3 separate regions of the Mus musculus genome follow, and regions 1 and 3 are each linked to region 2. Evidence: chromatin loops called from intact Hi-C (ENCODE). Cell type or tissue: heart. All regions are shown on one strand.

What was found. Hi-C counts contacts between places; a loop is a spot of excess contacts. Peaks named below come from ENCODE experiments on the same cell type or tissue, not always from the same donor. Only the 100,000 strongest peaks of a DNase experiment are listed, where the experiment ranks them.
Region 1: a loop joins it to region 2, with 7 times the contacts of the local background. A loop is called at or near these places in 18 of 42 quality-filtered maps.
Region 3: it touches region 2 in a loop (11-fold over the local background); 16 of 42 quality-filtered maps call a loop at or near these places.

What each region holds. Positions count from the first base shown.
Region 1 is chr1:43,756,520-43,764,519 of GRCm38, forward strand. It overlaps Uxs1 (UDP-glucuronate decarboxylase 1), which reads right to left. Exons shown (of 15, transcript NM_026430.4): 11 at 4,002-4,045; 12 at 453-513. Among named protein-coding and RNA genes, the nearest start is that of Ecrg4, 30 kb to the left of the region's middle. In heart, CTCF peaks have their summits at 3,785 (motif pointing right) and 6,298; no DNase peak of the experiment used is centred here.
Region 2 is chr1:44,038,019-44,046,018 of GRCm38, forward strand. It overlaps a transcript of Mettl21c not described here. Among named protein-coding and RNA genes, the nearest start is that of Mettl21c, 22 kb to the left of the region's middle. In heart, a CTCF peak has its summit at 3,983 (motif pointing left); no DNase peak of the experiment used is centred here; H3K4me3 peaks cover 943 bases; H3K27ac peaks cover 845 bases.
Region 3 is chr1:43,899,761-43,907,760 of GRCm38, forward strand. It overlaps the pseudogene Gm8241 and the pseudogene Gm26352. Among named protein-coding and RNA genes, the nearest start is that of Tpp2, 30 kb to the right of the region's middle. In heart, a CTCF peak has its summit at 3,210 (motif pointing right); no DNase peak of the experiment used is centred here; H3K27me3 peaks cover 768 bases.

The DNA.
Region 1 (8,000 bases), 280 kb before region 2:
GGAACCAGGGATCAAAGTTTCAGGAAGGCCCAGGCTTAATTGTAGACACAAAGAAAGGCAAAGGGGCAGAGCAAAGTGATGGAGGGAGACATGGAGAAGGGGCTTTGGGAGGCTCCTTGCAATTTTGTGATTTGAGGGAAGGCAAATTTCTAAGCAGATACAGTTCCTAAATGTTCCTGTACAAAAGCTTCCTAAAAAGAATAAGAGAACATGATGTACAGAGAACCTGTAGGCATAAACAATGAACAGGACTTTTACCATAAGCCTTACCAGGCAGAGGAAGTTCATACACTGCTCATGAATGCCTCACAATTCTCTCCTCTCAGTCTCTTACTCTGCTTTGTTTCACTTGAGTATTTAGCAAATGCCCTACACAAGCTAGTCATGTGCAAGGACAGTCCATCACAAAAGACCCTCCAGCAACTGCAAAGCAGAAGCAAAATGGTACTTACCAAGTTGACAGGACTGCTGACATTGCTGTTCATCAGTGCTACCAGGCCATTCACCAGATCACTGGGGACAAAAAGGAGAGTTAGGTCAGGCCCTGCCCACCAGAGTGCGGGAGTGCTGAGGGCATGGACCAACCCTTCCCAGACAAAACAAAACCCAAATGGAAAACTGAATGTGGAAATAAAAGCCTGTAAATTAAGATGGTGCCTGTAATGCTAGCATGTTCATGGATGGAATGAGTCCTGTAACACTGGGATTTGCTCTTAGTGGGTGTGGTGGGGTGGTGGACACAGGGAGGATGGTAATAGGTTAAATCTACCCTTTCTGTACATTTCTGAAAACAATCAATGACCAACAAAAGTAAGCTAATGTAGTATATATACCCCCAAGATGGCATTTGTAGGGTCTCGATGAAACCTCATGTTTAACATGAACCCACATTAATTCACCGAAACAAAAGTTGTGATTGTTTTATAAAATAAGCTTCACAGAAATGAATGGACTTCAGTATGCAAACTCCATACTGGCAAATCACAGCGACAGCCAAACAAACTGAGCACTGAAATCAATCAAAGCTGCTGCCCCTCCCCCCACCGCCAGCAGCCCGCCCTTCACACAGCCTAGGAAGCTGTCAGGGCATCGGGATGTTTCAGATGAGTTGTGATCGGCTGAGCCATGAGGGTGAAGAGAAGTAAGCAAACTTCCGCTTACCAAGGTTTGGTTCTTAGTTTCAGAAGCGTTAAAGTGTAGCTCTGTTAAAGAAAAGTTACTTCGTAAAAATGACACCTCATTGGGAATGTGAGCGCTTGCTCTACGCCCATGCCCGGCAGCAACGGTTCTGAATGAAGTCCACTTGGAAACCTCTCCCTCTTCCTCCAGCTTTACCACAGGCGAAGGCCACTATGGCTCAGGATGGGCTTCCAAAAGAAAACCCAAGATTGTTTTGTTTTTCTTTTAATTGGAAAAAACTTTTTTTTTTCTTATGTGTCACTTAGTAAGGTTACTTCTGCTTTTCAGTTTTCAACCATGGAAGTTTTATATGAATATGCTTAATGTTCTGTTCTCACAGATCAAGTGCAAACGCAAACCACCATTGACCTTTAGTGATTTTTTTTTTAAAAGAGAAACTGGCAAAAAGTCACTTCATCACCATGGCGTAGTCATTGAACCCACGGCACATTCTTCTGTGTGTCTGTAAGGAGACATTAAAAGCTGCCATTCAGTAGCACCCGAAATGCCTCTTAATGTTAATAGGGTAGGGTCACGTGGCGTTAGAAGATGGCTGTTTCTTAAGCAGTCACCCTCTTTGGGAGAGGAGGGAGGGCCATGCACCTTGTATGTAACAGGTTGGCAACTTTTAAAGTCAAAATTGTGTAAGTCATACTCATTCAGCCTGAAGCTCTTAAAAGTGTCATTTTGACAAAGTGACTTTTAAGAAATATATAACATGCCTTTGTTATGTGAATGAGGACACAACCCAGCTATGAAAGTATCAGACATGTCATGCCAGATGCGAATGCAGGTGACCATGTAGGCCTTAGGTCCCTGTAGTGCTGCTGAGGCAATTGTGGCTCTGGGGACAATTAACCAAGGACAGTAACTACAGATTGAACACTGTACTCTTTTACTGGGAAGTTTAAAAAAAAAAAATCAGTTTTTTAAAAGGGTAGGGGATATGTCAAAAATAGCCAAACTTTGGTCAGTTCTCTACTAAACAGTGTTCATCAGGAAACTGACCTACAATGTGCCTACATCCCGGTGATCTCAGATACCAAGACAATGGCAGCATTGCAGAAAAAGGCTCTGCTGAAAGAGTTCACATCTATGAAGAGGGAAACTACTTACATCCTCTTTCCAAGGTATCAGGTAGGTATAGGAGGTGACCATGCAGATCACAGCTACTAGGTGTGTGAGCTGTGGCCATGAGGCCTGGTGCCAGGTGTTTTGTTCCAGCTGGGATGGTACCCAGCATAGGCATTGCTGAATTCTTAAAGTATTTTAATCATCTACCTTTTTCCCCCACCAAATGTATCTGAGGCCACTTAATTTTGTATGAGAGGCCACTGAAACCAGGAAGGAGACAGGGTTCTACCCAGTGTCCGCCCCGTGCATTACATCCAGTCTTATGGTGGGAGAAGATGAGAAAGTCTGAGGCCCTGAGTTCAAGGTTGAATCTCTGTACTTGAAGACATTAAGATCTCCTTGGAAGTGCATGACTGAGGGGTGGGTGAAGGGGGATGGGATGAAAACACATTGTTATTATTATTATGAAGAGATGGTTCAATACACAGCTACAGAAATGAGCCCCAGTAGATTTCTCCAAGCACACAGTCCAAGCTTTGCCCTCTAAAACAGAAACTGTCCTGAGGGAGGGATAGACAATTTCTCCCTGTGAAACTGTCTCTTGGAATAAGCTAACCTATTGGGCAACACATGATCAGCTAACTTTCACTTCAGGAAATGAACACTGACTGTGGTATGCATTTATTAACAGCTTCTTCTGTATCTCATTTAAGAGTTTGCGTACTTTTTTTTTTTTTTTTTTTTTTTTTTGGTTTTTCGAGACAGGGTTTCTCTGTATAGCCCTGGCTGTCCTGGAACTCACTTTGTAGACCAGGCTGGCCTCAAACTCAGAAATTCGCCTGCTTCTGTCTCCTGAGCGCTGGGATTAAAGGTGCGCACAGAGAAATGTCTACTCTAGTTATTTTAACTTTCGAGAAAAAAATAAAGCAGGATTTCCATTTTTCTAAGTGACTTCTATTATGCTCCTTATCTAATGAGACATGGTCGCTCAGGCTGAGGCTGGAAGTTGCTCAGACCTGCACTGATAGCTAACACCTTACTCTACAGTACCCTGGGAAGGCTCTAAGACACCTGGGGTGGCATTTCCTGGCCAACATACATTTGAGGTATTTGCATTTAAGAGCAAAAGTACATGTGTTAAAATACAGAACTAGGTTTTACAATGACCAAGGATTTGGAAATCTCCATGGAGTTCGTAACAGCTATGTAAATGTGGAAGGTGCTTCAGTGTGGTAAGTGGATATCATTACCAACTGTGCTGACCAACAAAATTCTAGGTAGAATTCCAAAGACAACAATAAAAGTCATCAAGCAAAAGTATTAAGGAATATGAGCCTGCCTCAGCTTCAAGACAGGATCACCATTAAGACACTCTTACCTTATATTCTTAAAGACTTCTCCATGATAAAGAGCTATGTTTTCAAAAGTTGGTCAGACATCTGAACCTGCAGGTTTGATGGGTGACTAATTGGCCTGCAGCATTAATTATTCAAGCTCCCCTCAGTGCTGGATAACTTTTATCTATGCAACACTAGGTGGCAGTAAAAGATTAGCCAGGAATCACAGAAATAGTGGATCAAAATCAACTTTATCTTCTAAACAGAGAAGCAAGAAGTTCCCAATCAAATATTAAAATTGGCTTAGTGCACAGGTGAGCTGTGGAAGTAACCAGCATGTAGAATACACAGTACAATACACAGTTACTGCTGCCTTCTACTCAGAACCAAGGACAATGACAGGAGCCTTACCTTACGTACTGGAATGCCCGTGTCTGAGACCCAGAGCCATAGACCTAGAAGGAAACCAAGAGTTAGACTTGAGAAAAAACACCCTGGCACTATTAGTAGGGCTCCTTGGAATCCCGTGGGTCTGACTTCAGAACCCGTCCTTGAAGAAGCACTGACATGGGCTTACAACAATTTAAGGTTTACAAACCCTCTAACTTTCATACCTCGTCAAAGGAGCTTCTCATTGCATCAGACAGAATCTATCCCAGAAAACCACAAGTGGCCAAAATACAGAGAACTGATCATGGAGTGCTCACCCTCACCATACATCTACAGCACAATTTCTCTACCCAAGGCTCAGGGAACATTATGGACAAGAGGATGGCAGACTTCTGAGAGCCAGAGGAAATCTGCTGTGAGATGAGACTGTGTCTCAAAGAAATGACAAGAAGATACACCCATAGTACTGCAACAGTGTGGCTGCTGAACAAGATCCAGTGACAACATGTTAATAAGGCTTGAAACCTAGAAAAAGAACGACAGGTAACTAACAACTACTCAGAGAGGGACAATTAGTCTTCCCAGGGATGGGCCCCTTAATTAGTTACACAATACCAAGTGATCAGTCAGCTCTGAAATCATATACACATAAGCAACACGGAATGGACTCAGAAAGTGTATTTATGTATTTAAATGTTTGTATGTTTAACAACAATAATAATAATTAATAATAATAACAACAATAAACATAATCAAAGGAAAAGAGGCTATAAATTTAAAAGGGAGTAAAGGGGAATGGGAAATACTGGAGGAAGATGATACAGGAAGGATTGAGGGAAGGGAAAGGAAGGAAATGATATAATTGTATTTTAATTAAATTATTAAGGAAAATGAGAACATTTTGAGCACATCTTATATTCTGTACTTCAGCACTGATACTTACTATGAGTGTGTACACATATATCAAGTTTTTCTTCAAAAGACTGTGTCCAAGAACCGGCTTCTATCCATGTCTTACTGTTTGTCAGGCATGTAAAACCCTGGGAACTGCAATCCTGGACTCTATTTGTGCAACAGACAGACCTTACACACAAATAATGTGACGAATATTCAGTGGAAGCTCTCCAACATGGATGACTATTATAAGTGGTAGAATTCTGCCTAGATAGGCTGGTAAACTGTGGGCCAGACTTGTTCATATTTGTACAGCTGGCTCTGAGGGACTTCCAACATATAGCTAAGATCAAGCTAAGATCCTCTAGATGACTGATAGGATGACAGATTTAGAACAGCCTTGGTCCCTCTAAACCAAGAACTCAGTCAGAGGACCTGAACACTCATAAAAATTCCACCATGGCAGGAATCAGCAGTTAAATCAATTTATAATGGGAAGCAGGTGGTCCTGGTGAGTAGGATAAACTATTTCTTGTGAGACCACCAACCCTTCCTATCTGACTAGGTCTGTCTGCATAACGGTTCAGTCTAGGGCTATACAGTTGTATTTCTACTGCCCTAAAAATACCAATTCCTGAGTACCAGCCACAGCTGGATTTAGTTGATGTGGGGGTGGGGGGGACAAAGCTTACTACTTTCAAGCTCCTGGAATGATTCTGAGGTGTAGCCAAGGCTCAGATCTATGTAGTACACACTCAGAGAGACTCCCAAGTCCCCAGGATTACTATCACAGATATTTCACTTCTGATCTGCAAGATCTTGGTTCAAGACTGAGAATTCACCCAGACTGTCATGCTGTCGAGACGCAATTTAAAATCCTGCTTGCTCTGTTCAACACTGACCATGCATGCCTAGCTCAGAGATGTATGTTTTTAGGTTCTACCTGAGGATGGAAGGCTCACGAGAAAAGGCAAAACAGTACTACATATCGAGATGTCTGCTGACAGGATCCAGAAACTGCCGGAGCAAATCTCAGCAAAGGAGCAATGAGGACAGAGCCTTGAAAGGCACTTACTGCCTTGATGATGAGAGTGAATGTGCCCTCTTGGCTCACAGACCTGCCTGCCTGCCTACGGGGCAGAAGCTACTCCTTGTCCACAGGCCAGGCAGAGTAGGTGCTCAGCTATACTCTTGAGTCTGCACAGCATTACACTCTGGTGTCTACATGGTCCCTCTAGCTGCACTTTACAAGATGAGAGAGATTTAAGGAGATTCTGGAGACTCAAAATTGCTCTCAGGGGATTAAGTGCTGCATATGTTCAGGTCACAGCAATATGGTGACCTAGGAGTCACCAAGATGTCCAGGGAGGAGGGGGCAGCAGGAAATCCAATGGGAGCTGTCTGAATGCACGGCACTGCCCTCTACAGTGTGCATTAAGTACTTAAGCTATAACAGCCTCTGCTAAACCAAGTCAGTCTCTTGTCCTAGTTGGATATTTCTCACAGAAGTCAACAAAAAGCCCTGTTTAGTGAATCCGACCCTCATACCTGCCTCTGTTTCTCATCTCTTTCCAAGCCTTCAAAGCTGTGGGGCCATTTGGCCTCCTTCAGCAAGAATCCTGTTAGGTCAGTCCCATCAGGGCCCTCTTTCCCAAATGTTTCTTCCTCTTTGTTTTTTCTATCCTCTGCCTCCCACTCTGCTCCTTAGCTTTGAGTTTCCACTTGCCCTCTATGCTCAAAGTTGTGCTCGGTCTCCAGCACACTTCTCCCCACACCACCCTGCTGACTTCTAGACAGAACCACCTGACAAGGGAAAGATGATATTTTAACCCAAGAGAAAAAGCACAAGCAATTCATCAGGTCCTTGATGGGCAATACGATTCTTTGGAACAAACAAATGTATAAAACCCTAAAACACTCTAAATGCCTCCATGGGCCTTCTGCCTGGGTGGCTAGGAAAGAGGGATGTCTGACAGGCTATGGATTAAAGGCTTTTGGATGGCGCCAGTGATCTCTCCTTACATCTCTGGGAGAGTCATGCCGGGCCTGAAGACAACACATGAGACATGACCTGTGCCAACAATTTGTGCATTCTTAAGGCTGCCAGCGGACTTGCTTTCCTTCTTAATATGGAGTCCTTGAAACAGCCAAGGCGGCAATAAATTGAAAAGCTTTTTCTTCAAAAGCTGTTAACAGTTTTCTCTGCAAACAAGGTAGCTTTGACCCTGGGTAAGTCACTGTACATGGTGGCTGAGAAGCCATCAGGAATCTCTCCCTCCCCAGTAGAGATCATCTGAACCCCAAATATAGTTAGCCCTCAGTTTCCTTGGGGATTGGTTCCAAAGCACTCCACAGATACCAAACTCTAGGATGGCAACGTCCCTTTTGTAAAATGGTTTAGAATTTGCATATAAATCATGAACATTCTCCATATAGGAAACCAACATCTGTCCATGTTATCACAGGAACCATATTTCCAACACTTTAACTTTGAGCTGGCTAAAAGTATCTAGGAAATCTGTGGGTAGAAGCCAGATGAAGCAAGAGAGGATATGAAAGACAGGTTTACCCAGCAGTTACAACTAAGACCCCTGGCCTCTGTGGCTAACCCGTAAGTCACTTTTCACTTACTGCAACAAAAAAGCAGCCACCACATTACCTGACCATTAATTCAACCAATATTTAGCTTATATTGCCTATGTGCTGGGGCCAGATTAACAGCTATGAATCAAAGGAACAAAGGTCCTTGTTTCCAGAGTTAATGTTGTGCTGGGGTCCTGGAAATTTAGCATTGCACTGGTTCCAAGTGAAATGAAAAGAAAACTATTTGTGGAGTGCAATGGTGCCTTCATAGAGAGTGGTCCAGTTAGTACTGTCTACAGAGAATGGGGAAAATGCCCAGGAAACACTCCCAGAACATGCAAGACAGGAGCTGAAGGAGTCAGGAGTGGGTTGGATAGGGACCTAGGGAAAGGTCTGTGGCATATGCTGTCCCTGAGATGAGGATCTTTGGGTTTCTCCTCTTCAGAAGGTTGGCTCTAGGATAAGCTGAAAGAACATAGCTAAAGAACAAGAATGGGACTACAAAGATAGGACACTATGGTGGCAGGGTGGATCCAGAGCCAG
Region 2 (8,000 bases):
TGTGTGAAATAACCTATCTACTGCCCAGAACTACTCCCATATGCTCAGCTCCCCTCTTTTGGTCCTGGCTAGAAAGAACAGTCTTTCCTAAGGGTTTCTTGCTTTTATTTTTATGACTATTTCCTTATCCTTGGGTTTGCCAGTCATGGGCTAGAGGATAGAAATGAAAAACAAAATAACTAACTTCCACCCAGAGACTGCATCCATCCCATCTGCAGACACCAAACCCAGACACTATTGATGAAGCCAAGAAGCACTTGTTGACAGGAACCTGGTATAGCTGTCCCCTGAGATGCTCTGCCAGAGCCTGACCAATACAGATGCAGATGTTGGCAGCCAACCATTGGACTGAGCCTGGGAACCCCAATGGAGGAGTTAGGGGAAGGACTGAAGGTACTGAAGGGGTTTGCAACCCAACAGGAAGAAGAACAATATCAACCAAGCAGACCCCCCAGTGTTCCCAGGGACTAAAATCAACCAAAAAGTACATGTGGAGGGATGCATGGCTCCAGCTGTATATGTAGCAGAGTATTGCCTTATCTGGCATCAATGGGAGGGGAGGCCCTTGGTCCTGTGGAGGCTCAATGCCCCAGCATAGGGGAATGCTAGGGCAGTGAAGCAGGAGTGGGTGGGTGGCTGGTTTTGTGTCAACTTGACACAGCTGGAGTTATCACAGAGATAGGAGCTTCAGTTGAGGAAATGCCTCCATGAGATCCAGCTGTAAGGCATTTTCTCAATTAGTGATCAAGGGAAAGGGTCTCTTGTGGTTGGTACCATCTCTGGGCTGGAAGTCTTGAGTTCTATAAGAAAGCAAGCTGAGCAAGCCAGAGGAAGCAAGTAACTAAGAAACATCCTTCCATGGCCTCTGCATCAGCTCCTGCTTCCTGACCTTAGTTTTAGTCCTGACTTCCTTTGGTGATGAACAGCAATGTGGGAATTATAAGCTGAATAAACCCTTTCCTCCCCAGTTTGCTTCTTGGTCATGATGTTTTGTGCAGGAATAGAAACCCTGACTAAGACAAGCAACTCATAGAAGCAGGAAGGAATGGAGTGGGATAGGGGATTTGTGGAGGGGAAACCGATAAGAGGGATAACATTTGAAATGCAAATAAATAAAAGAACCAATTAAAAAAAAGATTTTCAGAATCTTAAAATCCCTACCTAATTTGCCTTATTTTACTACCTGTTAGAATCTCCTGATATATACAGAAGTGGATGCTCAGTCATCTGTTGGATGGAGCACAGGGCCCCCAATGGAGGAGCTAGAGAAAGTACTCAAGGAGCTGAAGGGGTCCACAACCCTATAGGTAGAACACCAATATGAACTAACCAGTACCCCCAGAGCTCGTGTCTCTAGCTGCATATGTAGCAGAAGATGGCCTAGTGGACCATCATTGGGAAGAGAGGCTCCTTGGTCTTGCAAACTTTATATGCCCCAGTACAGGGGAATGCCAGGTCCAAGAAGTGGGAGTGGGTGGGTACGGGAGCAGGGCGGGGGTTGGGGGGGGGAGGTATAGAGAACTTTCGGGATAACATTTGAAATTTAAATAAAGAAAATATCTAATTAAAAATAAAAGAATCTCCTGATATCTACTTTACAGATTTTTGTCTAGGGTATTTAGCTATTATTAAAAGTTAGAGTGATGGCATAGAGGAGATATGGCTCAGTGGATAGAAATGCCTACCACCCAGAATGAGGACCCAAGTCTAGCCAAATTGGTGAAGCTATGGGTTAAATAACAAAATAAGGTGGAGAGCACTAGAGGAAAACACCCAACACTGACCTCTGGCTTTCACACAGGTGCCCACAGGGGAACACACATATGAATATGCATATCCTCATGCCCCACACAGATATACAGTCAGGAGGAAGAACTGTCACCAAATAGGATTACTCCATCATACCTGGAACTAGAACTCACCAACTCGAGGTTTTCATTTTTAACTTCTATAAAGATGAAATTACCATCAACCGAGTTAGAGAGGACAATGGATAAATAAGACTACACATAATGTTTATTAGTTCAGTTTTTCTTTGTTAGGTTTAAAATATCTATTATTCGAAGAAGTATCAGTATTTTCTAGGTAATTACACAAGCTAAGAATTTAGCAAGGATATCTGGGCTGGTGATGTAAATTTGAGTGCAATATAATATCCAAAATGCCATTGCAGCTGTGATATTGAAAGGCTAAAATACTGGTGGAGGAAACAAAACAAACAAACAAATGCAACCGAGAAGCAGAAAGCAGTAGGATGGGAGTGGAGCCAAAAATCTGTAATGTCACAGAAAACCAACCAAAGAAAAAGGGATCAAAACCAAAGGAAGCCATCGTCTATGTGAAATTCAGCTAATTAATAATGGTATCTGTTAGCTGAATATAGAATGGGATTTCAAAATGTAGACTGAGGATAACCTTAGTATAAAGGATGTATTTCAGCTGAGAGCTTCAGAGGTGTGTTTTCATCCTTGTGGAAGTTCGTGGAAATATACATCCTGACTGCAGTTTACCCTCTGTCTACTCTTCTCAGTGACCCCCCCCCCCCCACACACACACTCAGATCCACTCCTCCTCGGTTTCCCTCCAGAAAGGAGCAGGCATCCCATGAATGTAAACCGAATAGGGCAAAACAAGATAAAATAAAACTAAGCACGAATCCTCATGTCAAGACTGGGCAAAGCAACCAACTAGGAGGTAAGGGGTCCCAAGTCTGAGATACTCCTACTCCCACTGTTAGGAGTTTCATAACAGTGCCAAGGGAACAGCCATAACATATGCACATGACCTAGCGTAGACCTAGCTGGGCTCTGTGCTTGCCAGTTAAATCTCTGTGAGCCCTGCTTAGTCGCTTCCATGGGCCATGCTTGCCAGATGTCCTTAATTCCTTCGCCTTCTACAATTCCCTCTCTCCCACAGGGTCCCCCGCCGGCCAGCCCTGAGAGGAGGTCCCCCAATTTCTGACTTTTCTTCACCTCCAATGTCAATATCTATGGACCCATTAAGGGATTAGCCCATGGTCAGTGGACTTTTGTTGCAAAAAGGATAGAATATGGAAGTAGTTGGCAGGGGAAGAAAAGTGAAGTCAGTTTTAGATGATGGAAATGACAGTAAAAATGTTCTGAGAAATGACTTGGTGATGGGTTTCTTTTTAAACAATAGTGCTGTGGAGAGAAAAGAGAAGTGTCAGGGGGTCCCTGGAGGAGATGATGGCTATGGTTTGAGTGTTTGTGTCTCTGGGATGTTTGTGTTGGAGTCTAAGCCCAGTGCATTAGTTTTGAGAGGAAGAGTCTTAAGGAGATGTTGATGAGGGGTGCTCAGGAATTGATGACAGCCTTTATTAAAGGGACAGAAGTAGTTTGCTAGCCTGTATGCTGTGTCCCATGAGGAAACAGAAAGAAGGCAGCTCATGTGTGGAACAGGCAGCCACCTCACACTGAACTTGCAATGTGCTCAGATCTTGGATGTCACAGACTCCAAAGCTGCAGGAAATAAGCTGACCAAGTCAAAGTTCTGTACTGTTGCAACCTCTAGGGACGAGTTCAAAGAGGTGAAGATGTGTGTGTTAGGGTAGTCAGTCCATTATGTGTCTTCTTTGTGAAATACAAAGCAGGTTGTCTTTGTGTGTGGTGTTCAAAGTTTGTTTAGGTGAATTGGGCAGGGAATAGACTGTCGTGATGCACTAAGGCCAGCCAGAGTTTGTCATATTGAAAATAATTCCAATTAAGTAGGCTGCATAAGGGTGATCTTTTGGCAGAAAGCAGGGAATCCAGCTCTAATGACTCATTCTTTTCAAGTGTCTCCGTGATACAGTCTTATACTACCTTTTGTTTTCCTCTTTTTCTAGAATATATGCTTGAACAAAGTACAGAAAGAGGGGTACTGTATGAGACACAAGACAGAAATTGCAAATGTGCAATTTCTAAGGCCAACGGATCCATTTTAACTCGTAGGAGAAACGCAGTGCCATCTGCTGGACAGGCTATAGATTGCATTCTTGGAATCCTTTGTCTTAGCAATCAAATGCCAGTACATTTTAGCCTTTGCTGGGATAGGAACACTGAAAAAGAGTCAACGCGGCATTTCAAGTTATTCCAAAGCATGAGAATTGTTTACTATCTAACAGGCACACATTCCATTTAGCAATTTCACTTAAGAATAAAGCTTTAAAATTTTACCTATATTATCTTTTTCAAGCTGTTAAGATGCTAAAGCATGGGAGTTTAATGATTGTCAACTTAGACACACACCTGTAGGTTTGGCTTGGAGGGTATTTCCAGGAAAGAAGGTCTTCCCCCGGCGTGGGCGGCAGCTTTCACTTCCGCGCAAAGCTCAGATAGTACAGGAAGAGCAAGGAGAACTCCGTGCTGCTTTTGTCTGTGCACCTTAATTAGCTTCCTGCTGCTTAGTGCACCACCCTGTTGCTTCTCCTGCTGTCCCTCACTGACGTCCCGAACCAGCTTCTTCAGTATCACTATGTACTAATGCGCCAAAAGCTCACGTCGAATCCTTTAGTCTGGCTTTTAGTGCCAGACTGGGAAGCTCCTAGCCTCATGAATTCCCTCCCCTTCCCCATTTCCCAGCGTAGATTACCGCCCCCACCCCCACCCCGCCTTTCAGAGAGCCCAGCCTGGCATCAGAATATTGCAATTCCCCTTTTCACGGTGGCACTCCCTTCCCCCTACCACCACCACCACCCACCCACCCAGAGCGGCAGATGCAGGGTTTAGGAACAGACAAATGGCCACACATCCCAGCCTCTGTGTCAGACACTCTCTGAGGCAGGCACTCTCCTTGAGAAATAACTAACACTTTTTTTTTTTTTTTTTTTTTTATACAGATGGCTCCTGTCCTCGAGGGAAACAAGGACCAAACAACCTTGAAAAGATAAGTGGCCCTCTCTTGGGCCATGAGAGAAGGGCAGTTGTTCCCAGACAGCTGTGACCAGTTTGTAAAAACACACTAGTTCCTGATAACACCATAAAGTTACTTCCCTGGTCAGAAGAGTCCCCCTTCCAACTACACGATTCTGCACACACAAACACACACACACACACACACACACACACACACACACACACACACACACACACCGATGTCTGAACAAACAATATCAGGTTTGAAGGATGGCTTCCCCTTGTCTGTCACCTTCCCTGACACATAACCCCAAAGCCGGAGGATCCCTGCTTATGCATATGCGAGTATAAAAACTCCAATCCCATGGATTCCAGCAGTACATTCCTAACCTAGGCAGTGGGAAAAGTTTGAGATCCGGGTCTGACTCGAATAAAGGCTCTCTTTGTTATGTTACATTGGATTGACAATTCTTCTTCTGGGGTTCCCAAGAACTGAGCATAACACCATGGTTAGACTACATACCCCATATGGTTTAAACCAATCTAACAGATCCCTTTTCATAATATACATTCTTTCTATCTCCTCTTCAGAGAATACTGAGTAGCACAAGGTGTAGATTTGAGTTGAGTCTTTTGGACTGAAGTTACTTTAACATACAATTGTTACTTACTCTTGTTTAGAAATCCAGCAGTAAAGTTCAGACTGTAAATAAGTGTTTTGTTTTGTTTTTTTGCTCCCCCACCCACCTATCCTCTCCCGCCCCTCTGCTTCAGCAGCTCCCTGTGCTGTGGCATTAAACCTTTACAGGATCAAAGGCCTCCTGTCCCATGGAAAGCAGAAAAGAGAGACACCAACCAGAGACAGAAAGCCCCTTGAAAACTGCTGGGGACAGCATACAATGACAGGGACTGCCTGCAGTAAGCCGGGATGGAGACATCTCAGTAGCCCTCAGCAGCTCTTTGTAAAAAACAGTTGTTCCCATTTTTCCTAACCTTAGCCCTGGACAACGGCTGTATAGACTTCATCTGTACATGAATGCTTTTCAGTTGGCCTTGGTGTGCATAATTATTCTAGTCTATCTGACTTTTGTACTTCTCTCTACTTCTTCTTTGGTGAATTCTGTGAAACTAGATGTTCCTTGATGTAATGGTTCTTAAACAATTAAAAAATTGAGGCATAGGGAAACAGCACAGCACAGTCCTAATGGCCCAGGTGTATGTTGCGTGTTCTCATCTTGGAAACAACGTAATAACTGCAGAATGGTAGTTGCAGATTAATGCTTGCTTTGCAAAGAAAGTTTAAAGAAATATTAGAAAATTAAATAGAGCCAACATTGGGACCCCAAGAAAGAAAAAAAAAACTATTGAAGTCATGAAATAAGTTTTGCACAACATTTGAGAGTGGTTTCTGGATAAGCAAGTATAGGATATGTAAAGTCTTATATTAGTAAAACTAAGTTAAAACACTGAGACTCTTAGGAGAGCCATTGTATGTAATGTGCAGAAGCAGAAAGCTAGCAGAACTACTGAGTTAAGGGTTAACTTGATTCCTTCTGGCCACTGCCTGGCAGCTTTACCTATGTCGTTTATCATTAGAACTTCACAAGAAAATGCAAGGAACTGGCCTCAGAGCTCTGAGCTCTGAAGTATAAGTTAAAATTTAAATAATGATAACTTTGCAATTATTATTATTTTGGCTATAGACCTGGAAATAGGGAAGCTTGAAACTTTGGGGAACAACTGTAATTCTTGATTCTTTGTGGGACATGGTTATTCTTTTGAATTTGATTTGGCAATGATTATACAATGTCTTTTTCTACCTGCTTTTGGAGTATCAATAAAAGACTGAGCAAGAAAAAGGCGAGCGAGCATGAGAAGAGAATGTGAACAGTGAGTGAGGAGAGAATGTGAAGAGTGAGTGAGGAGGGAATGTGGAGAGTGAGTGAGGAGAGAATGTGAGGTGTGTTTGGAGAGTGTGTGTGTGTGAGTGAAAGGAGAGTGCATGTGGGGTGTGTGTGTGTGTGTGTGTGTGTGTGTGTGTGTGTGTGTGTGAGAAGAGTGTATGTGAGAGTGAAAGGGGAACACACAGAGGTGTGTATGAGCATGAGAGTTCAAGAAAAGAGAAGTGCATAGGAGAAAAGCAGAGAGCACAAGAGAAAGCAGAGTGTGTGCAGCCTCAAGCTGCGAGTGAATGAGTGAGAGAGAAAGAGAGCAGCGAATGAGAGAGAAGATACAGAAACTTTAAGCCATGAAAAATTGCCTGTCAGCTTGAACCCAAAAAGTAGTCTGTATATATTTATTATGCGCCTTCCAGATAGCCCTGCTTCCAGTTGAGATCTCTGATCCTGTGTCAAGGCTGGACCCCAACAGAAAAGGACTAGTGAACATATTGCAAGGAGAGAGACCACTGGGCCCGAGAGTGCCCCAAAAAATGGAACCTGGGAACAGGAAATCTGAGGTCTTTGAAAAATGTGCCCCAAAACAGCAAAGGTGTTAACTCTGGGTGAAGACACTGATTAGGGGAGACGGGGTTCAGACACCCTCCCCAAACCCAGGGTAACTCTGAGAGTGGAGGGGAAACCCACTCAATTCTTGGTGAACACAGGGGCTCAACACTTGGTCCTCCAAGATAATGGCCCTGTTTCCAAGGAAAAAAATCTTGGATTCAAGGAGCCACCGTCACCAAAATGTATTCATGGGCTACCCAAAGAACAGTGTACCTAGGGATGGGCCGGGCATCCCATTCATTTATGGTCATCCTAGACTGTTCCTACCCTCTGTTGGGGTTAAACTTACTCTCTAAGATGGGGGCCCAGATACACTTCCTGCCTGATGAGCCACAACTAACTGGCCCAAAAGGAGAGCCCATGGGTGGAGGAAAGACCTCTCCAACCAACCCCTGCTGGGAGCTGAGGCTGCCTGGTTTACAGACAGGAACAGTTTTCTCCATGAAGGTCAGATATGAGTGGGTGCTGGTGTCGTGGATGGCACAAATGTCATCTGGGCAGAACGTCTACCCCCTGGCATGTTGGCACGGAAAGCAGAGCTAATTGTCCTTACCAAGGCCTTGGAACTTGGGGCTGGCAAGAAAACTAACATCTACATGGTATGCCTTTTACATGCCGAAGCTTACACAGTAAGCAGGTA
Region 3 (8,000 bases), 140 kb before region 2:
AACTCATGTTGCATAGAGAAGCCTTCCTCGTGCCTGGTCCACAGGAGCTGATGGAGTTGATGGAGCTGGACTCATGGCAGCCTTAGGGGAGAAGGCTCGTTACTCGACTCCTGTGATCCCTCTGAACTGTGGTATTCTTATTTTGAGCTGCAGCCATCTGTGTTACCCCCGACTTGAAGGATGACTTTTAAATACCTATCCCATAATGGTTGCCGGATAACATCTCTCCTCGTGCCTAAGAAGACGAGCTCTTGTCTTCCTGTCTAAACCCTTGCAGTCCTCTGGGTTTTTCCTTTCTCCATAGTGGTCTCACTTTGCATGGCTGTGCTGTACGCAGCTGCTCTGAGATTTAAAATGTTGTTCTTAGTGAACTCAGATCTATATAAAAAGATAAAGAGATCTGGTATATGGCTTTATGGCTTGAATTAGCTTCTGATTGAACTCCACCACCTCGTGCAGAACGTACCTGATTATCCAACTGTTCTTGGAACAGAAACTGGGAATCATGAGGATGAGGGATTGTGTGTGGTGCTGTCAGCCTGAGTGTGGGGCCCAGTCTGCGCCTCATTCAACAACAGGGACAGGTGAACAGTTACAGCAGGGCGCTTTAGTGTCCCATTCTGATCCCTCAGGTCCCTTGCTGATTCTTAGATCTTGAGACTTTATTCCTGACATCTTAGTTACTAACGTTCAGGGTGGCTGCATAGTATTTATTTATTTATTTATTTATTTATGTAATAGTAATGAAATGAAGAAGTGAAGCCTCAGGGTCCCAGAAATTTTCTGATTTCTGTAATCCATCAGCAGAGAATTAGGAAACAACAGAGCATAACTCAGGATAAAAAGCATTCTGAACCCTGGCTTCGTGATCCAGTACAGACCTCTGCATTTGTTTAAATTCCTGATGCAGGCGTGTGCTTTGTCCTTCGACATTTTGAAAACTATTTGCACAGTTAAGATCTTAGAACATCAACAGGAGTCGCAAATCAGTCATTTCAGCGGCTGAAAAGTTTTTATAATGAACCTTGCCCCCCCCCCCCAAAAAAAAGAGGGATAAAATATTTGAACAACTGTTATTTTAAAAAGCTGTGTCCTTTTCCATCTGAGTCACTAACCGGTGTCACCTCTTCGCCTTGTTGGAACTCCCTGGAGGCATTTCAGAGTCGGTCTTCCAGCCTTCGCAAGCACTTTAGAGCATCCTCCCCTTGGTGTCTGTGTCCTCTTGTGTCTCCCTGGGAACTGCTAGTCTTCACTCTCAGTATCTTACTAAGCAGTGCTTCTTTATTTTTCCATTTAAATGTGTCTGTGGCTCTACCAGCCTGTTAACTTACGAGTCCAGATGCTGAGGATAAGGCTGCTGTCCTTCTGTACGCTGTACACCATTCTTTAAGGCTTGTGTTTACCTCAGGAAACATATTCTAGTATCTTCTCACTGATTGAAATCTCAAGTGATAAATACTTCTTTATACCTGCAAAATGGTACCTGATTCTGTCTTAGTTCAGTGAGCCATAGGTCAGGCAGCTAGGTGGTTAGGTGGCTAAATGGCTTAAAGGTTGTCAGAGTAGAACAAGGAGCTCCTGACAGCACTGAGTCAGGGACAAATGGAGGGAAGACAGAGGGATTGCCACCTGAAGCTAGGAAGCAAGGAACCGGCATATCGCCTCTAGTGATTTACAGTGCTTCCTTCCAGGTCAGTTCAGTAGGTCCTATAAGGTTCTCTCACGCTGCCACCCATGGAGCTAAGTCCCCAGCGTTTTTTGTAAACCTTTTGAAGATGAATTTAGTCGCAAAATTAAGCTAAGCAATTTCCACTTCAGGCTTTGCAAGCAAAAAGCTATTGATCCTTCTCATCCTGGTGCTGAGCAGTTTTAGACCTGGTTAGTGCCCCTTGGACACTGATTGCTCCATTAACCGTCCCTGGGGAGGATGGATGTGCTTACTTGTGGTATGGGCAGGCAGTGGGTCTGTGTCTTAACACACAGTGCGGTGCTGGGCAGTCTGGAGAAGGCCCTTGGTGAAAGGCTGTTACTGAAGAGTTGGACAGTTTGGGTTAGCTCCCTGCACTGGTGCTGACCGCTCCCTGCACATCCTTTCCCTCGACTGTGAAAGCTCGTACAAGGTAATTTACATATTTGCTTTCTGTTGAAATAACTGTAAGGGTTAAATCTACCAGTTGTTTATGTCTTGTATACAGAGTGTCTTATACCTCATCTCAATTGCTCCATACAGTATCCACATTTCAGTTCCAATTAATATTTGGCATCTGTGTTGATATCTAGGAAACACAACTGCCCCATGAGGAATCATGACATCCTATGACCTGTCCAAAATGCAAAAGTGGTATGCAAACCTACCTCTCAAATTAAAAAATGTGAATCCAGTTTGCTGTCAAACTCTTAAAATGTATCATGATAGCCAATGAAATTGGAACACTACTCTAGGCTGCTTGGGAGAGGCCTTCAATATTGAATCTATTATTCCAACACAGCTATTATTTTGGAGATGTCCTTCTTAACATGGTGTTAAGGTGTGTCTCTGTATTTTAAATTGTTAGTTCTATACTGGCAGAGAGCTAAGTGCCAGTAGGATTTGCTATTGTAATTTCTATGATCCATCACCTGGTTTTCAATTTTGTAAATGTTTGTCCTTTCTCAGTTGCCTAAAGGCTATTTAAGATTTACCAAGTGTTGTCTCACTGCCGATTGGTTCTAAGAAAGAGCTGAGGACTGATAGCTGGGGCAGGAAATATGAAGATAAAATTTCCAGGCAAAGAGTATACCATAGGGGAAGGCAAGCTGAAGGAAGAAATTTGAAAGCAAGGAAGAAAGGGAACTGATACTGACTTCAGAGGGGCCAGGAGGTATAGAGCTAGCCATGTGGTGGGTTGTTGGCTAGAACAGTCAGGTTAAGTTTAAACAGTAGCAGAAGGCCTAAGCTTTAAACTGTATTAAAAGTATTCATGTCATTATTTAGACCACTAGTGGGCCCAAGAAAGTCCAGCATTACATTATTTTAGCCTAGGATAAACTTTTTCATGTCCATTCTTCTTATCACATAGTATAAACTCTTATCTAGCATGAACTCAAGCATGGCTAGTGCAAATCCTGATTAGGAATAATTTCTCACTCAATTAACAAAGTATCACTAGAACATTAAAAAAAAAAGGATTATTTCATTTCAGGTTTGGCTGCTTTGTCACTTTTGTGTCAGTAGGTGGCAGAGAGGACACATGCTATGTCTACTTTCAGTGTTCTGACCTATGAACATCTGAATGATTAGTAGCCTAAAATCCCTGGAAAAAAGTAAGCCTGAGATCAAAGACCGGTCTATCACCAGGGTTCCCAGACAGAGAGCTAGACTGTGGTCACCACTAGTCTGGCGCCATGCAGGCCTGAATGTTCAGACCATGCCAGAGTTGACGCCTACACAGTACATGAGTGGGGCATAGCACACCTGAGACCAATTCTGAGATGACTCCAAGTACTCAGCGACCCAGACCATCACTAAGAGGAGAAAGTAAGTCACGGAGAATGGAAGAGAAAGAGAAACAGAAGGATATGGGCACAGTGATTAGACAGAGAGAGAGAGAGAGAGAGAACTGGAGACTCAAGAATAGTGAGGACCAACCTCATGTGAGTAGTAGGTGATGCTACATGAGGCCATGTGGGGTCCTGGCCTAGGCTACCACCAGGGATCACATCAGCTCTTTCTAACTCTGTGAAGAACTGAGTTGGAATTTTGATGGGGATTGCATTGAATCTGTAGATTGCTTTTGATAAGATAGCCATTTTTACTATTTTAATCCTGCCAATCCATGAGCATGGGAGATCTTTCCATCTTCAGAATTCTTCTTTGATTTCTTTCTTCAGGAATTTGAAGGTCTTGTCATTTACATCTTTCACTTGCTTGGTTAGAGTCACACCAAAATATTTTATATTATTTGTGTCTATTGTGAAGGGTGTTGTTTCCCTAATTTCTTTCTCAACCTTCTTATCCTTTGAGTAGAGGAAGGCTACTGATTTGCTTGAGTTAATTTTATATCCAGTCACTTTGCTGAAGTTGTTTATCAGCTGTAGGAGTTCTCTGGGTGAATTTTGTGGGTCCCTTATGTATACTATCATATCATCTGCAAATAGTGTTATCTTGACTTCCTCCCTTCCAATTTGTGTCCCTTTGATCTCTTTTTGTTGTCTAATTGCTCTGGCTAGAATTTGAGGACAATATTTAATAGGTAAGGAGAGAGTGGGCAGCCTTGTCTAGTTCCTGATTTTAATGGGATTGCTTTGAATTTCTCCCCATTTAGTTTGATGTTGGCTATTGGTTTGCTTTTTATTGCTTTTATTATATTTAGGTATGCGCCCTCAATTCCTTCTTTCTCCAATACCTTCAACATGAATGGGTGTTGTATTTTGTCACTGGCTTTTTCTGCATCTAATGAGATGATCTTTTTCTTTGAGTTTGTTTTTATAGTGGATTACATGGATGGATTTTCATATACTGAACCATTTGTGCAGCCCTAGGATGAATCCTACTTGATCATGGAGGATGATCATTTGATGTGTTCTTGGATTCAACTTGGGAGAATTTTATTGAGTATTTTTGCATTGATATTCATAAGGGAAACTGGTCTGTAGTGTTCTTTCTTTGTTGGGTCTTTTTGTGGTTTAGGTACAAGTGTAACTGTGGTTTCATAGAAAGAATTGGGTAGAGACAACCGACCACCTTCCTGGAGAGAGCCACAGAGCTTCTGAGGTGGCGCCACCTTTGGCTCCAGACAACCGACCACCTTCCTGGCCAAAGCAACACAGCTTCTGGGAAAGATCCTGTTTTGGGCCTTCATCTTCAGCCAGGAGGAGGTGCAAACACCAGATAACTGTGCACCTTCCCTGAAAGAGGAGAGCTTGCCTGCAGAGACTGCTCTGACCACTGAAACTCAGAGGAGAGAGCTAGTCTCCCACGTCTGCTGATAGAGGGTAACAAAAGCAACAGAGGAACAATCTCTAAACAAAGACAACTATAACAACTAACTCCAGAGATTGCCAGATGGCGAAAGGTAAACGTAAGAATCCTACTAACAGGAACCAAGACCACTCACCATCATCAGAACCCAGCACTCCCACTTCGCCCAGTCCAGGACATCCTAACACACCTGAAAAGGTAGACCTGGATTTAAAAGCATTTCTCATGATGATGGTAGAGGACATAAAGAAGGAATTTAATAACTCACTTAAGGAAATACAGGAGAACACTGCTAAAGAGTTACAAGTCCTTAAAGAAAAACAGGAAAACACAACCAAACAGGTAGAAGTCCTTATAGAAAAACAGGAAAACACATCCAAACAGGTGATAGAAATGAACAAAACCATACTAGACCTAAAAAGGGAAGTAGACACAATAAAGAAAACCCAAAGTGAGGCAACGCTGGAGATAGAAACCCTAGGAAAGAAATCTGGAACCATAGATTTGAGCATCAGCAACAGAATACAAGAAATGGAAGAGAGAATCTCAGGTGCAGAAGATTCCATAGAGAACATCGACACAACAGTCAAAGAAAATGGAAAATGCAAAAGGATCCTAACTCAAAACATCCAGGAAATCCAGGACACAATGAGAAGACCAAACCTACGCATAATAGGAGTGGATGAGAATGAAGATTTTCAACTCAAAGGACCAGCAAACATCTTCAACAAAATTATTGAAGAAAACTTCCCAAATCTAAAGAAAGAGATGCCCATGAACATACAAGAAGCCTACAGAACTCCAAATAGACTGGACCAGAAAAGAAATTCCTCCCGACACATAATAATCAGAACATCAAATGCACTAAATAAAGATAGAATACTAAAAGCAGTAAGGGAAAAAGGTCAAGTAACATATAAAGGCAAGCCTATCAGAATTACACCAGATTTTTCACCAGAGACTATGAAAGCCAGAAGAGCCTGGACAGATGTTATACAGATACTAAGAGAACACAAATTCCAGCCCAGGCTACTATACCCAGCCACACTCTCAATTACCATAGATGGAGAAACCAAAGTATTCCACGACAAAACTAAATTCACCCATTATCTCTCCACGAATCCAGCCCTTCAAAGGATAATAACAGAAAAAAACCAATACAAGGACGGGAACCACGCCCTAGAAAAAACAAGAAGATAATCCCTCAACAAAACTAAAAGAAGACAGCCACAAGAACAGAATGCCAACTTTAACAACAAAAATAACAGGAAGCAACAATTACTTTTCCTTAATATCTCTTAATATCAATGGTTTCAACTCCCCAATAAAAAGACATAGACTAACAGACTGGCTACACAAACAGGACCCAACATTCTGCTGCTTACAGGAAACCCATCTCAGGGAAAAAGACAGACACTACCTCAGAGTGAAAGGCTGGAAAACAATTTTCCAAGCAAATGGTCTGAAGAAACAAGCTGGAGTAGCCATTTTAATATCGGATAAAATCGACTTCCAATCCAAAGTTATCAAAAAAGACAAGGAGGGACACTTCATACTCATCAAAGGTAAAATCCTCCAAGAGGAACTCACAATTCTGAATATCTACGCTCCAAATGCAAGGGCAGCCACATTCATTAAAGACACCTTAGTAAAGCTCAAAGCACACGTTGCACCTCACACAATAATAGTGGGAGACTTCAACACACCACTTTCATCAATGGACAGATCGTGGAAACAGAAACTAAACAGGGACACAGTGAAACTAACAGAAGTTATGAAACAAATGGACCTGACAGATATCTACAGAACATTTTATCCTAAAACAAAAGGATATACCTTCTTCTCAGCACCTCACGGGACCTTCTCCAAAATTGACCATATAATTGTCACAAAACAGGCCTCAAAAGATACAAAAATATTGAAATTGTCCCATGTATCCTATCAGACCACCATGGCCTAAGACTGATCTTCAATAACAACATAAATAACGGAAAGCCAACATTCACGTGGAAACTGAACAACACTCTTCTCAATGATACCTTGGTCAAGGAAGGAATAAAGAAAGAAATTAAAGACTTTTTAGAGTTTAATGAAAATGAAGCCACAACGTACCCAAACCAATGGGACACAATGAAAGCATTTCTAAGAGGGAAACTCATAGCTCTGAGTGCCTCCAAGAAGAAACGGGAGAGAGCACATACTAGCAGCTTGACAACACATCTAAAAGCTCTAGAAAAAAAGGAAGCAAATTCACCCAAGAGGAGTAGACGGCAGGAAATAATCAAACTCAGGGGTGAAATCAACCAAGTGGAAACAAGAAGAACTATTCAAAGAATTAACCAAACGAGGAGTTGGTTCTTTGAGAAAATCAACAAGATAGATAAACCCTTAGCTAGACTCACTAAAGGGCACAGGGACAAAATCCTAATTAACAAAATCAGAAATGAAAAGGGAGACATAACAACAGATCCTGAAGAAATCCAAAACACCATCAGATCCTTCTACAAAAGGCTATACTCAACAAAACTGGAAAACCTGGACGAAATGGACAAATTTCTGGACAGATACCAGGTACCAAAGTTGAATCAGGATCAAGTTGACCATCTAAACAGTCCCATATCACCTAAAGAAATAGAAGCAGTTATTAATAGTCTCCCAGCCAAAAAAAGCCCAGGACCAGACGGGTTTAGTGCAGAGTTCTATGAGACCTTCAAAGAAGATCTAATTCCAGTTCTGCACAAACTATTTCACAAAATAGAAGTAGAAGGTACTCTACCCAACTCATTTTATGAAGCTACTATTACTCTGATACCTAAACCACAGAAAGACCCAACAAAGATAGAGAACTTCAGAATAATCTCTCTTATGAATATCGATGCAAAAATCCTCAATAAAATTCTCGCTAACCGAATCCAAGAACATATTAAAGCAATCATCCATCCTGACCAAGTAGGATTTATTCCAGGGATGCAGGGATGGTTTAATATACGAAAATCCATCAATGTAATCCATTATATAAACAAACTCAAAGACAAAAACC